Linked DNA regions of Homo sapiens: region 2 is linked to region 1. Evidence: chromatin contacts called from ENCODE Hi-C or POLR2A ChIA-PET data. All regions are on one chromosome and are shown on one strand. Each heading gives the region's core, a stretch centred on a gene start or an enhancer-like site at or near the end of the contact. The rest is flanking DNA. Distances are from core to core; before and after follow the strand shown. Region 1 holds the start of PDIA5 (protein disulfide isomerase family A member 5). Region 2 overlaps PDIA5 (protein disulfide isomerase family A member 5).

What was found. Hi-C counts contacts between places; a loop is a spot of excess contacts on that map. ChIA-PET counts read pairs that join two places held with the same protein, here RNA polymerase II (POLR2A). Pooled maps may share reads with other maps.
Region 2: a loop to region 1 is called in a pooled map, with 3 times the contacts of the local background. The contact joins the enhancer-like site here to the promoter of PDIA5 in region 1. A Hi-C loop is called at or near these places in 1 of 168 maps with a recorded cell type or tissue (HepG2) and 4 of 50 pooled maps. POLR2A ChIA-PET finds 5 or more read pairs at or near these places in 2 of 52 experiments (Caco-2 and HepG2).

The regions. Positions count from the first base shown.
Region 1 is chr3:123,064,186-123,070,326 of GRCh38, forward strand. It overlaps PDIA5 (protein disulfide isomerase family A member 5), which reads left to right and starts at 2,840. Exons shown (of 17, transcript NM_006810.4): 1 at 2,840-3,021. The coding sequence starts at 2,980. RefSeq lists a silencer at 2,895-3,134.
Region 2 is chr3:123,150,169-123,156,475 of GRCh38, forward strand. PDIA5 (protein disulfide isomerase family A member 5) reads left to right here. Exons shown (of 17, transcript NM_006810.4): 14 at 66-196; 15 at 4,803-4,873. Among named protein-coding and RNA genes, the nearest start is that of MIR7110, 8.5 kb to the right of the region's middle. RefSeq lists an enhancer at 3,960-4,460. Within about 2 kb of position 2,668, at least 5 of the 41 ENCODE cell types and tissues checked have a DNase peak (open chromatin) inside an H3K27ac peak, as active enhancers do.

The DNA of each region.
Region 1 (6,141 bases), core at 1,590-4,089:
ACAGAGACCCACAGAGAGGGGTGCAAATCTCACTTTCCCATGTGCAGGTCATAAGTTCGAGGTTGCAGAGCAGAGCATGCCAAGGAAGCCCTGTCCCCAAACTGCTTTAGGAATTTCTGACACTTCCCAACACATTACTTAGCTCAATCATTCAGTCATTCATCAAAAAGAACAGTGAGAACCATCTGTGGCTCCGTCCTGTGCTAGGTCCTGGAAGCAAGGTGATGAACAGAGGGACAGGAAACTGACATTCAGGTTGGAGCAAGAGACAATGAACACAAGGACTCAGTAAGTCTTGTGGGTTTTGGTAGGTGCTGGGCAAAGAAGCAACAGAACCTAAGCAGAAGTTGAGATAGAGAAAAAGGAGCTTGGCAGTGGGGAGGGTAAACTCACCTGTAGATGGGCTGCTCTGAAGGGCATCTCTGAGAGGGGATAGATAGGAGAACCCTGAAGGATACAAAGGCGCCAGCCAGACAAAGGCCAAGGAAATTGCCAAGGCAAAGAGAATGGGAGGAGCACAAGCCCTGAGGCAGGAGCAGCTCTGGAGAGGGGAGGGGTGAGGAAATGATGGTCTGTGTAACTGGACCCAGTGGACAGGGGTTGTGGGAGGCAGGAGATGAGGTCTACCGGGCGGGCGAGGGCCTAGACCATGCAGGGCTTGCAGGTCTTGGGAAGAGTTTGGATTTTATTCTAAGGGTAATGGGAAACCACTGGAGGGTTTCAGGGGAGGGGCAAGCAAGATCCAACTGACATTAACATATGGATGGCATGGGGGAGAAGCAGGCACACTCTTTCAGAAACTGTTACCCTTCCCTAGGTGATAGTCACTTAGACTTGGGAGGTGGCAGGAGAGATATATTCTGGAGGTAAAATTGACAGGATGTGGTGAGGGGTTGGATGGGCCTGTTGTGAATAGGAAGCGAGTAATGGATAACTTCTAAGTTTTGAGCTTTGACTCTCCTGACAGAAGGCAAGGACCTTTCAGCTATAACTTACCAACCTCTGACTGTGCTGTTCTCTTGTTCATCTCACTACTGGATATCTTGAGCCTCAGGACATAGTAAGTGTTCAATAAACATTCTTGAATGTATGAACTGACTGCATGCAAGAATGCTTTAGCACAGCAGGGCCCAACCTTTTTGTCACCAGGGACCGGTTTTGTGGAAGACAAGTTTTCCACAGATGGTGGGGGGACAGGGGATGGTTTTGGGATGAAACTGTTCTATCTCGGATCATCAGGCATTAGATTCTCATAAGGCACCCACAACCTAGATTTCTTGAATGTGCAGTTCACAATAGAGTTCACACTCCTATGAGAATCTAATGCCACCACTGATCTGACAGGAGGCAGAGCTCAGGTGGTAATGCTCGCTGGCCCACAGCTTGCCTCCTGGTTCCTAACAGGCCACAGACTGTCCAGAGGCCCAGCGTTTGGGGACCCCTGCTTTAGCACAGGGAATGGGTTCAATAAAGAGTTTTTTTCTTTTGAAAATTTTTACTCAGGTAAAATTCACATAACATCAATTAACCATTTTAAAGTGTACAGTTTAGTGGCATTTAGTACCTTCACAATGTTGTGGAACCATCATCTCCATCTAGTTCCAAAATGTTTTATCACTCCCAAAGGAGTCCCTATACTCATTAAGCAGTCATTCCCCATTCCTTCCTCCCCACCCCCACTACTATGCTTTCTGTCTCTGTGGATTTACCTATTCTAAATATTTCATAAGATGTAATCACATCATATGTGACTTTTTGTGTCTGGCTTCTTTCATTAGCATACATTTCTGAGATTCATTCATTGTAGAATGTATTAGCATTTTATTCTCTCCCCCCCACCTTTTTTTTTTTTTTTTTTTTTGAGACAGGGTCTCACCCTGTGGCCTAGGCTGGGGTGCAGTGGCATGATCTTGGCTCACTGCAGTCTCCATATCCCAGGTTCAAGCAATCCTCCCGCCTTAGCCTCCCAAGTAGTTGGAACTACAGTCCCTTGCCACCACACCAGCTATTTTATTTTATTTTATTTTTATTTTTAGCAGAGATGAGGTCTTGCTATGTTGCCCAGGCTGGTTTCAAACTCCTAGTCTTACACGATTCTGCTGCCTCAGCTTTCCAAAGTGTTGGGATTACAGTCATGAGCTGCCCTGCTGGGCCACTTTATTCCTTTTAATGGCTAAATAACATTCCATTAGATGGATGTATCACACTTTGTTTACCCATTCATCCTTTGACAGACGTTAGAGTTGTTTCTACCTTTTGGTTATTGTAAATAGTGTTGCTGTGAACACTGGTGTACGTGCATTTGTCTGAATACCTGTTTTCAATTCTTTTGGGTATTAGCCTAAGGGTGGAATTGCTGGTCATATAGTAATCTATGTTTAACTTTTTGAGGAACCACCAGATTGTTTTCCAACAGCTCAATAATGTTTTACTGAAGTTAAATAGAATAAGCAGGAGGGAGTCTGGGAGGCAGGGATGAGGGCTTTTCCTGTCCTTCACAGGCAGCCCTGGACTCTGCCATTTACCGGCTGTGTGATCTGGATCAACGTACTTAAATTCCCTGCGCTGCCTCCTAATCCTCAAAGTGGAGAAAATAAAACCTAATTTCTGTGAGCTGCGTGAGATACTGTTTCTGAAGCTCCAGGCACAGAGTAAGCCCCCGCTCATTAATTGCCTTCCCTTACTCCCTGACCTTGCCTTTTCGCACTTCACTCGCTGCCACGTGGCCTCGGAGCCCAGTCCGCACCCGCAGCCCCCAGCTGAGCCAGGCTGCAGACTACAACTCCCAGCGAGCACTTCTTCCCGGCCGCCTCTCCCCAGCTGCTGCGCATGCTTTGGCAGACGTGGCACCGGGAACTCGGAGGCGGGGAGCGGCTGGGAAGTGGCCGTGGTGGTTGGCCGCGGTGGAGCTAGCAGGCGGGCGGGCGGGAGCGGGCGCCGGAGTGGAGAAAGGAGCCAGCGGTGGGCAGCGCTGCTGGGATGGCGCGGGCCGGGCCGGCGTGGCTGCTGCTGGCAATCTGGGTGAGACTGTGGGGCAGGGATCCGGGCCGGGCCAGCACGTGTGTCCCGCGTGCCCTTCTGCGCTCTCTGCTCCAGCCCTCTGCGGAACGTGCGGGGAGCTGCCCCGGGGCACCGGGATGAGGGCGTGCATGCCAGGCAGGCGGGCACTGGGTGCTACGCGGGAGACAGCGGGCGTCCCGGTGCCCTCGCCGCCAAGCGCTCCCGGACGCAGGGGCAGGAGGCAGCTGTGGGGCGCCGGGAGATCCCTGGCAGGGTGCTTACGCCACGGCCACAACTTTGCGGGGATGCAGGTCGGGGCACAGCCGGTCGGGCAGGACGCCGGCGGGCTGCGGGGTGAGCTCCGCTCCAGACTCCGAGCCCTGCACCTGTGTGAGTGCGGGGTGGGATGGGGGTGCTTACTACCTGCACTGCCGGAAACCTTGGTTTAGGGCCACCTTGTTCTTGGCTTCGGCCCCAGGCGTCTGGGAAACTGCGGGCCACCACCTGGGCCTCCGCCCACAGGCCAGGCTCGGTGGGCTGGGTGGGGTCGACGTAGCCCGCCCCGGCGGAGGAGCTGCTCCTACACCCAACTGAGGCGGGCTCGAGCCTCAGCCACTTTCTAGCTGTGTGACGCGGCGGTTCATTTAATGTATCTGAGCTAGTTTCCTCATGCATGATATAGAAAGGCAAAGCTACCCCCATAGGGTGGTTCTGAGAGTCGGATGAGGTCTCAGTGGAGGAAGCTGTGTAAACTGCAAAATCTTACAAAAGTGGAAAAGGAGTGGACTCCAAGAGTAGTTTGCTACACTTGGTGGGGGGGACTCCAGGCATCCCTGAGAGAGGTCGGAATGGGTGTGCCTGCCGGCCCAGGTCTGGGGTTTGGCCTTCGTTTCGCTGTGGGTGTGTGATGAGATATTGTGGCCTCCTTCCCCATCTTTTCCATAACTTATGCGCTCCCTTATTTTAGGACCATCCTGGTCCTTTTCCCCTGAAGTTCCAGGGAACTTCCTGTTCCTGGCACCCTCCCCCCAACCCAGATTTTCCCGTTCTTTTCCATTTGGGTGTGGCAAGGACACTGGGCAAATGGGAGGAGAAAAGTGTGGGTTGAGTTGCTTGAAACACTTCCATCTCCCAATACCCTGGCCTTTTGGATCACCAGTGAGGAGTGGCCTGGTACTCTCTGGTTGGAAGTGGGTGGGGAAAGAAGCCCCCTGTTCTCTTCGGTCTGTGTTCTCCCTCTTGGGGAGAACCAGGCTGGAGTGGGGCAGTGTCACTTAATTGCGTCTGGGTTTGTTGAATGCTGGTTTGCCATCAGTTCCCTGGAGCCAGTTGGTCTGGGCGGGTCTCTGGGCCAGGAGGAGGGAGCTATCTCCTGAAACGCCCCCCATCGGTCTTTGCACTTGGGCTGAGTAGGAGGTCCTGCTTTCCTCCCTTTCCCCTCCCTTTTGTGAAAACAAACGGCTTGAGAATCTGAAATTTCATTCGGCAGACATTTATTTGTCAATCACATTGTTTGGATTGATATTTTGCCCTCCACTGGGTTAGATTTTGGGCGGAGAGCAAAACACACATTGTACCTGCCGTCTGGTGTTGCCCTGGATTGGGCAAAGGAGTCAGTCCTGTGAGCAAATAATGACAGAACTGCAAGTGCTGTGACCTTAAGTACTAGTATCCTTCACTGAACCGGAGCCATACGTTGATTTAAAGGGAGGTCAGCCATGGCTTTCCTGAGGTGGTAGGGTTGAACAGAGTCTGAAAGATGTGTGGTAGTTAGCTAGGCAGTGGAGGGCTGCAGGTCCCCTTCACCAGGAGGTGCGGAAGAGCAGGTAGGTTTGCTGAAAGCACTAGAACCTGGGAGTCCTGAGCAAGCAATTTCTATCTTCTCCTTTCCCTAAGCCCTAGAGTTGGCTTAGCGGGTAGGAGGTGGAGGGAGCATGCCAACAGGAGCAGTGGTGAGTGATTGCTGGACAGCGCGTTGGGTCTTTGTAAATTTAAATGCTGTATCTATCTGATAAGTGCTCCCCAGGTTCCTGGAAGCCGGTTGGGTTTCTTTGTTCACTCAATATTTACTGAGGGCTGATATGTGCACAGGACTGGGCTGTGACCTGAAGGGTATAAAGGCATCTGCAGGGATTCGTGTACAGGGATATACACCCACCACATTTTTTACAATAGCAAAATGTGGAAATGGGTTAAATGCTCAATAATAGTGGCATGGTTAAATAATATCTGGCCTTGTCCATATCATGGAAAGTGATATTTATCTTTTTCAGTTTGGCCTGCTATAAGAAATATCCCATAGACTGGTGGTGTAGAACAATTGAAATGTATTTTTCACAGTTCTGCAGACCAAAAGTCCGAAATCAGGGTGCCAGCATGGTTGAATTCTAGTGAGGACCCTCCTCCAGAAGACTCTTGACTTCTCACTGTATTCTCATATGATAGAAAGAAGACTAGACAGTTCTCTTGGGTCCCTTTTTCAAGGGCACTAATCCTATTCATGAGCGATCCACCCTCATGACCTAATTACGTACCAAGGGCCCCACCTCCTAACACCACCACTTTGGGGGTTAGGATTTTAACATATGAATTTTCAGGGGAATGACAGAAATACTCAGTCCTGGCCGGGCACAGTTGCTCACACCTGTAATCCCAGCAGTTTGGGAGGCTGAGGCGGGTGGATCACCTGAGGTCAGGAGTTCGAGACCAGCCTGGCCAACATGGTGAAACCCCGTCTCTACTAAAAATACAAAAATTAGCCAAGCATGGTAGCGGGCGCCTGTAGTCCCAGCTACTCAGAAGGCTGAGGCAGGAGAATCGCTTGAACCCAGGAGGCAGAGGGTGCAGTGGGCTGAGATCGCGCCACTGCACTCCAGCCTGGGGGATGGAGCAAGACTCCATCTCAAAAAAAAAAAAAAAGAAGAAGAAGAAGAAGAAATATTCAGTCCATTGCAATGTTTATAAAGAATATTTTTATTTACCAGAATATTATGTTTATTATGAAAACATTTTATGATGTTTATGAAGAATATCTAAGGATGTGGAAAAATGCCCAAGTGTGATAAGTAAGGGAAAAGCAGGATGTAAAACCAAATCTGAGGGTGGCTGAAGTTACATGTATGAAGAATTAGTGCATCAAAA
Region 2 (6,307 bases), core at 1,418-3,917, 86 kb after region 1:
GATTTCCTTGCCCATCTAAAAATCTCTCCTTATGGCTGCCTCCCCACTCCCCTGGCTTCTTGCAGCCCTGAGGCCCCCCCGCCCCCAGAGCCCACGTGGGAAGAGCAGCAGACAAGCGTGTTGCACCTGGTGGGGGACAACTTCCGGGAGACCCTGAAGAAGAAGAAACACACCTTGGTCATGTTCTACGCCCCTTGTAAGTAGCTTGGGTGCTCACTGAGTGGCACAGTAAGAGGGGTTTGGCCCCACCAAACCAAAAAGACCCGCACACCCACCCCAGGGACCAAGGCAGCCGCTGATGGATCCCAGGGTCATCTCCATTATGAACCAGGCTCTCCAATTTTATTCCAGGCTAAGAGGTCCTTCAAATCCAGGGCCTCCTTTTGTCAGACTCGTCGGGCTCTCCTTCCTTTGGGGCAGCCTTTCTCGTGTCTGTCCTAAAGCCCTCTGCCTCTGTGCTCGTCCCCTCTTGTCCCTGGGCTCCTCCATGCCCCTGTCCCCTACCTGCACACTTCCCACCCCTCAGCTGTCCCCGCCCCCTCTTCCTTCTCCAGACACTGACTTATCTTCAGCACCTTGGAACCCCCTCTCCCTGCCCTTCCAGATGGCTCTGGAGCCGTGGCATAGGCACAGCCACATTCGCTCCTGAGCTCCTGTGCTGTGCTCGTTTTAATCAGAGCTCAAGCTGAGGAAGTGACACGTCTGCCGACATTGGCATCGGTGACCTCAGGTTTCTGTGTATTCCCATTTTGAAGTTGTTAATTGATACTTACAATGAAAGGTTCTTAGAATTTCCCACTCTCTGCTGCCCTTCTCTCTCTCCCCCAGGTTACAGCTCAGCTTAATGGAGTGAGGATAATAAAAGCTGCAGTCTACAGAGAAGCCAGGCAGCTCCATCTAGCCATAAACCTGCTCAGTTGTAGCTGGCCCTCCTGTTGGCTCCCCCGTCCCCACCTTTCAAGTGTCAGTAATCCGTGGAGTCTGTGTGTTCTCAGGGTCTGAGAGGGGCCGCCACAGCCTCAGCCCCTCCTTGAGGCAGCCTCCCTGCCCATCTCTTTCTGCCTTTCCTTCTCAGAGTGGGACTTGTCCTCTCCCAGTCCCTTACAGAGCTTCCGGCTGTCCTCTTCGGTCTGTAGAGTGTGCCCAGAAGCCTGAAAATTTTCGGGAGCTGACATCTTCCCTCTGGCATTAGGGGGTGGAGGACTGAGCCTTGCCCAAGGCCATGGGGCAAGTTAGTGGCAGGCCCCTCCCGCAGCCTGGATGGCTCTCTCTATGTCACAGGCACAGTCCAGAGAGTGAGAGTGTTTTCAGCAGCAAGTGAGAACCTGGCTGCAGGAGTGGAAGCCCTTGACCAGACGAAATACTTTCCCCCAGACCTCTGGACCAGAGCCCAGTGCTTCCTCTGCCTCTCTTCAGCTCCTCCCTGACTGAGGGGCCTTCATAGCAGACATAAGCCCCCCGCCACCCTGACCCTGGCTGCTGGGACCGACAGGTGCTTGAATCCCCAGGGAATCTGGGAGAGACTCTTACCCTTTTGGGCTGCCAAAGATCTACAACTCCTTCCTTCCTGCCTGCCTGCCTGCCTGCCTGCCTGCCTGCCTGCCTGCCTGCCTGGCCTGCCTTCCTGCCTGCCTGCCTTCCTGCCTGCCTGCCTGCCTGCCTTCCTGCCTGCCTGCCTTCCTTCCTGCCCTCCTTCCTTCCTGCCCGCCTTCCTGCCTGCCTTCCTTCCTGCCTGCCTTCCTTCCTGCCTTCCTTCCTTCCTGCCTTCCTTCCTGCCTGCCTTCCTTCCTGCCTGCCTTCCTTCCTGCCTTCCTTCCTGCCTTCCTGCCTTCCTTCCTTCCTTCCTTCCTGCCTTCCTTCCTGCCTGCCTTCCTTCCTGCCTGCCTTCCTTCCTGCCTGCCTTTCTTCCTGCCTTCCTTCCTGCCTTCCTGCCTTCCTTCCTTCCTTCCTTCCTTCCTGCCTTCCTTCCTGCCTGCCTTCCTTTCTGCCTTCCAGCCTGCCTGCCTTCCCGCCTGCCTTCCCACCTGTCTTCCACCTACCCATCAAATATCAGCTCTGTGCTGTGCAGTGTCTAGGGCCCAGGGTACAAGGGAGGGAGACATGTCCCTGCCAGGCCTTGAGGGGCTCACTGTCTACCCTGACAAAATTCTAAACACAATCCATCCAGGGCAGGGTCACTGAGTGACTCAACCTCTGGCAGAGGGCTTGGTCCTTAGAGTTTCTTCATTTCTGTTACTGCGTTTTTCTGTCCCTAAACCTTGCCCCAGGGACATACATCTTTATCAGTGGGTTACAGGGGGAAGACTTTCCAAGGACAAAAAAGATACATCTTTTGACTTTTTAATAATGAAAATAATAATACCTATTTTTATATATAAATATGGCATATACTATATACTTTTTATATATGAAGGATCTAAACACTACAGAAATGTCAAATAGTAAAGTCAAATGCCTGATAGAGGTCTAAAGGAAAAGCAGCATACCCACACGTTCCTGCTCCCCTTCTAGCTGCCTCACCCCAACATCTTACCTCCCCTCACATCTCTCCACCTCCCACATCCCTTCTCCCACCATGTCTGCCCCTGCATCCTGTCTCCCCAGCTTCTGCACAGCTCTTCCTCCTGCTGTTTCATTGTTCCTTTTACGCTGAATGGTCTGGTCATGGTGACTGCCCTTCTCAGGCCAGCTTGGCGGAGTCTCTAGAACTGCAATTGTCCAGCCTGTCCTCAGTCTTTGTTCCTCTTTCCCCACTCTGGGAGGCGTCTTTGGTTTTCTGCTACACAGAGGCAGTGCCTTTTTTTTTTTTTTAAGCCTACATTAAATAAAAAAAATCATCCACATCTGGCCCTCCTGACACCTCTTGGAAGCATCTTCATGCACTTTCTGAAACAGCCCTCCCTCCCATTACTCATTGGCCCCACTCTTTCTTTCGGATAATGAGAAAATTAGATGCAACAGAAAGCCATTAATCTGAGGCCTAGATATTTTAAATTGATGGTAACAGGAATTTACACTAGGCTGACAGTTACCTTTAGACTTTCAATGAACAAAGAGGTTAAAAAGGAAAAATTAATAGTGAAACCAGGTTTTGAGGAAGGGGGGTGGTTATTTTCGCCAGCCTAATGCTATTATGGGCATAGGCCACACACAAGGGGCCTGCAGCTGCCTGCAGGAGCTGTCTGTGACATACCTTGTTAACCAGTAGATTGCGCTCTTTAAGTGTTTTGAAAATTTTATAACATCATCCCTTTATAGTGTGACATTTTCATGAATTTGAGCTATTTTTCTTTCTGTTATGTCAAATTAGTGAAGTGTTACTTGTAATTTCCATTTTAGGCTATTAAAAAATCATCCAGTCTCTGCCATGAGCTAGGCTGTGCTAGGCACATTGCTAAGCTGTGCTTGTCTCATTTCTGATATAACCCATCACTGGCCCAGGTCTCTTCTGCTCCTTCTGCATGAGACTTGGCAAAGCCCTCTACACCCCCACCCCCCATCACCCCCCACAATGCTCTGGGCCAGCTGGCCACTCTGCCAGCCAGGCCATGTGGGTGGTCCTGCTCATCTCAAGACTGGCTCAAGGACTAAATTCAGATTAAACTTGTAGCTTAGCCTTAATTTGGTTTCACAAAACCCTTTGAAATGCCAGTCATTATTATCTTATTTTAAAAAGGAGAAAGTAGATGAGCAAAGCCGTTTCTGTTCCCACCGTGGCATCTCTGCCTTCCCGAGGCTGAGGGAGGCTGGCTGACGTAGAGGTGTGGGCTGGAGCCTCCCCTTGCTCAGGGAAACCCTCCCCTCAGAGCCCTTCTGTGCCCTGGACAGTTCTGTTCACCAGTGACTGGGAAAGGGCTGAGAGAGGAGGGGGGTTTGGGTTCTGATCTGTTAGTGCTGAGGGAAGGGCTGGATCAGCCTGCAGCTCCTGGGCTCACCAGGACAGGAGGAGAAAGTGGCCCCCACAGAGGTCCCTACCCTGCTTCTGAGACACTGAGGTCAGAGTTGGGGCTCAGGGTGATGCCCAGAACAAGAGACAGATGCTGGAGGTAGGGGCCCCAGTATAGCTCAAAGGCCTTAGGCTGCTCTGACAAGCCTTCTCCCTGGGACAGGGAGCATCAAGGGACCTGAGGACTGCCTGGTGACTTCCCGTAGCTCCTCTCCCTCTTACCCTGACCATGGCCTTCCTGTTCCTGGCTTTGAGGTTCTGGTTATTGTAGAGCAAAGAGTAGATGGAGACCTGGGGACCAGGGCCTGATTTGGCTGCTCACAGTCTGGGCTGGGTGGAGGTTGCTAGGAATGCAGAAGTTAGCAGCAAATCATGAGCAGTGGGTGCAGAGTAGTTGCCCCAAAATCCCCCCACCCTGCATTTCCCAACGCCACTTCCTCTCAGTCAGGAAATGGAGAGATTTGCTATTGTCCCTGGAGCAAGAGAAGATTGTAGCGGCTCTGAGAATCCCGTGCCTTCCTCTTTAAGCCCAAAGCTCCCTCTGCCCCCAAGATCAGGCTGTTCCTCGTCCTCTGTGGAAGGAGCAGAACTAGACTACAGTGACCATCGCCCCCCAGCCTGGGCAGGAGCATATGATGCTTGTGACAGGGACTCCTACCAGTCCCCCCTACCAATAGATCAGACATGGGTGGGAGGTGGTTAGAGTGGCAAGGTTGACAAAAGGACCCTGACAGTGTGGCGGGCAGTGGGGAGCTCCTGGAGAGCCCTCTCTGGAGCTTTCAGGAAGGGTCCCTGGCCCTGCAGCCTCCCTGCACATGCATCACAGTCCTGTGTGCTCTCTTCCCCTCTCACACAGGGTGCCCACACTGTAAGAAGGTCATTCCGCACTTTACTGCTACTGCTGATGCCTTCAAAGATGACCGAAAGGTAAGGACAGCGCTCTTCATCTCTTGATCTGCCTGCAGCTAATTCCTACACCTTCCTTCTTGTCATTCAGGTCCTTCCCCAAACAGGGGCAGGTCTGCTAAGACCTGTAAGCAGGAAATTCCTTGGGAACCAGGACATTCTCTTTAGAAGGAAGATAGGGCAGGCTGGATTTATGCTGCAAAATCAACTAAAAGGGATATGCTGAACCATTCCAGCACTTACTTGGAGGAGAGGGATGGTTAAAGGGGTCATCTATTTACTTTTTTAGTGTTTGAACCTTTTTACTGTAGGATTGTCATCATGCATTACTTATATAATTAAAAATACAAATTTAAAAATCCAACAAAAGTCAACTGGAGGATGCCATGGTGGAGGAGAGCAAGGCCATGTCAGTGGAGCCTCGCCCTGCCTAAGTGAAAGGCTCCTGCAGCTGCCGACTGATGAAGCATAAAATTAACAAGCTAGAGCTGCAGATTGGATTAGAGTGCAGGGCCTCCAGGCGCGTCCCCCAGGCACATCCCCCAGGCAGCTGGTGCAGTGGGGGCTTCTGCTGGGAGAGGGCTTGTGGGGCAGGGAAATACCCCTGAATTCGGGGAAGTGTGATTGACTGCCAGCCTTTGAGTTCCCTTCTCATCCATGCCAGGCGGAGCACTGGTGCAGAGGACTGCAAACATTCCTCCCAGCCCTGAGACTCAGTCATGGGAACCTCTGGCCTAACAGGCCCTAGAAGCTGGCAGTCACGTGGGATCTGCATTCACACACACCCAAACCCAGAGTCACGTGCAGGGGTGCCTTACTTTCCTGGGTGGAATCCCAGGTGGGGCCAGGGCAGGCTGGAAGGAACCAAGGCCAGGCATAAGCTGAGCATAGAGTCCTAGATGATAAACAGGCCAAGCAGGCCTAGACGGAAGTTCAGCCGAGGCAGGAAAGGGGAGCAGGTATTAGTGGAGCAGCCCTCACAAGCAGAGACAGATGACCATCCCAGGGCCGGGTGGGCAGGGTTTGAAGTTTTGATCAAGGCCAACAGGAGGTCAGGCCTAAAGGTACCATCCAGACCTTGTGGGAGCAGAGATACAGGTGCTAGGATCACCTTAACAGGCCCAGAGACAGTGGCAGAGATGGGGTAATGAGAACTTTACAGGGACATAAAGCCAAAGGAAGCCAGGCTGGGGACAGGCCCATGCAGGCAGAGTGGGGATGAACTGGGAACCTGATTCTCACTTAGACCCAGAGCCCAGGACTCTCTCTGGAGTCAGGAGGTCCCATTGTTACCCGAAAGCCCTGGCTGCGGCTTTGAGGCACCCCTCACCCCCACCAGAAGGGAGTACAAGGACCAGAAGCGTTTTCTCCTCTGCCTGCCCCTTTCCCTGCACTGAGTGGGGTATGGCAGCAGGGGCTTCCTTCCCGTGTCCATGTCCCTCATTGTTCCCACCC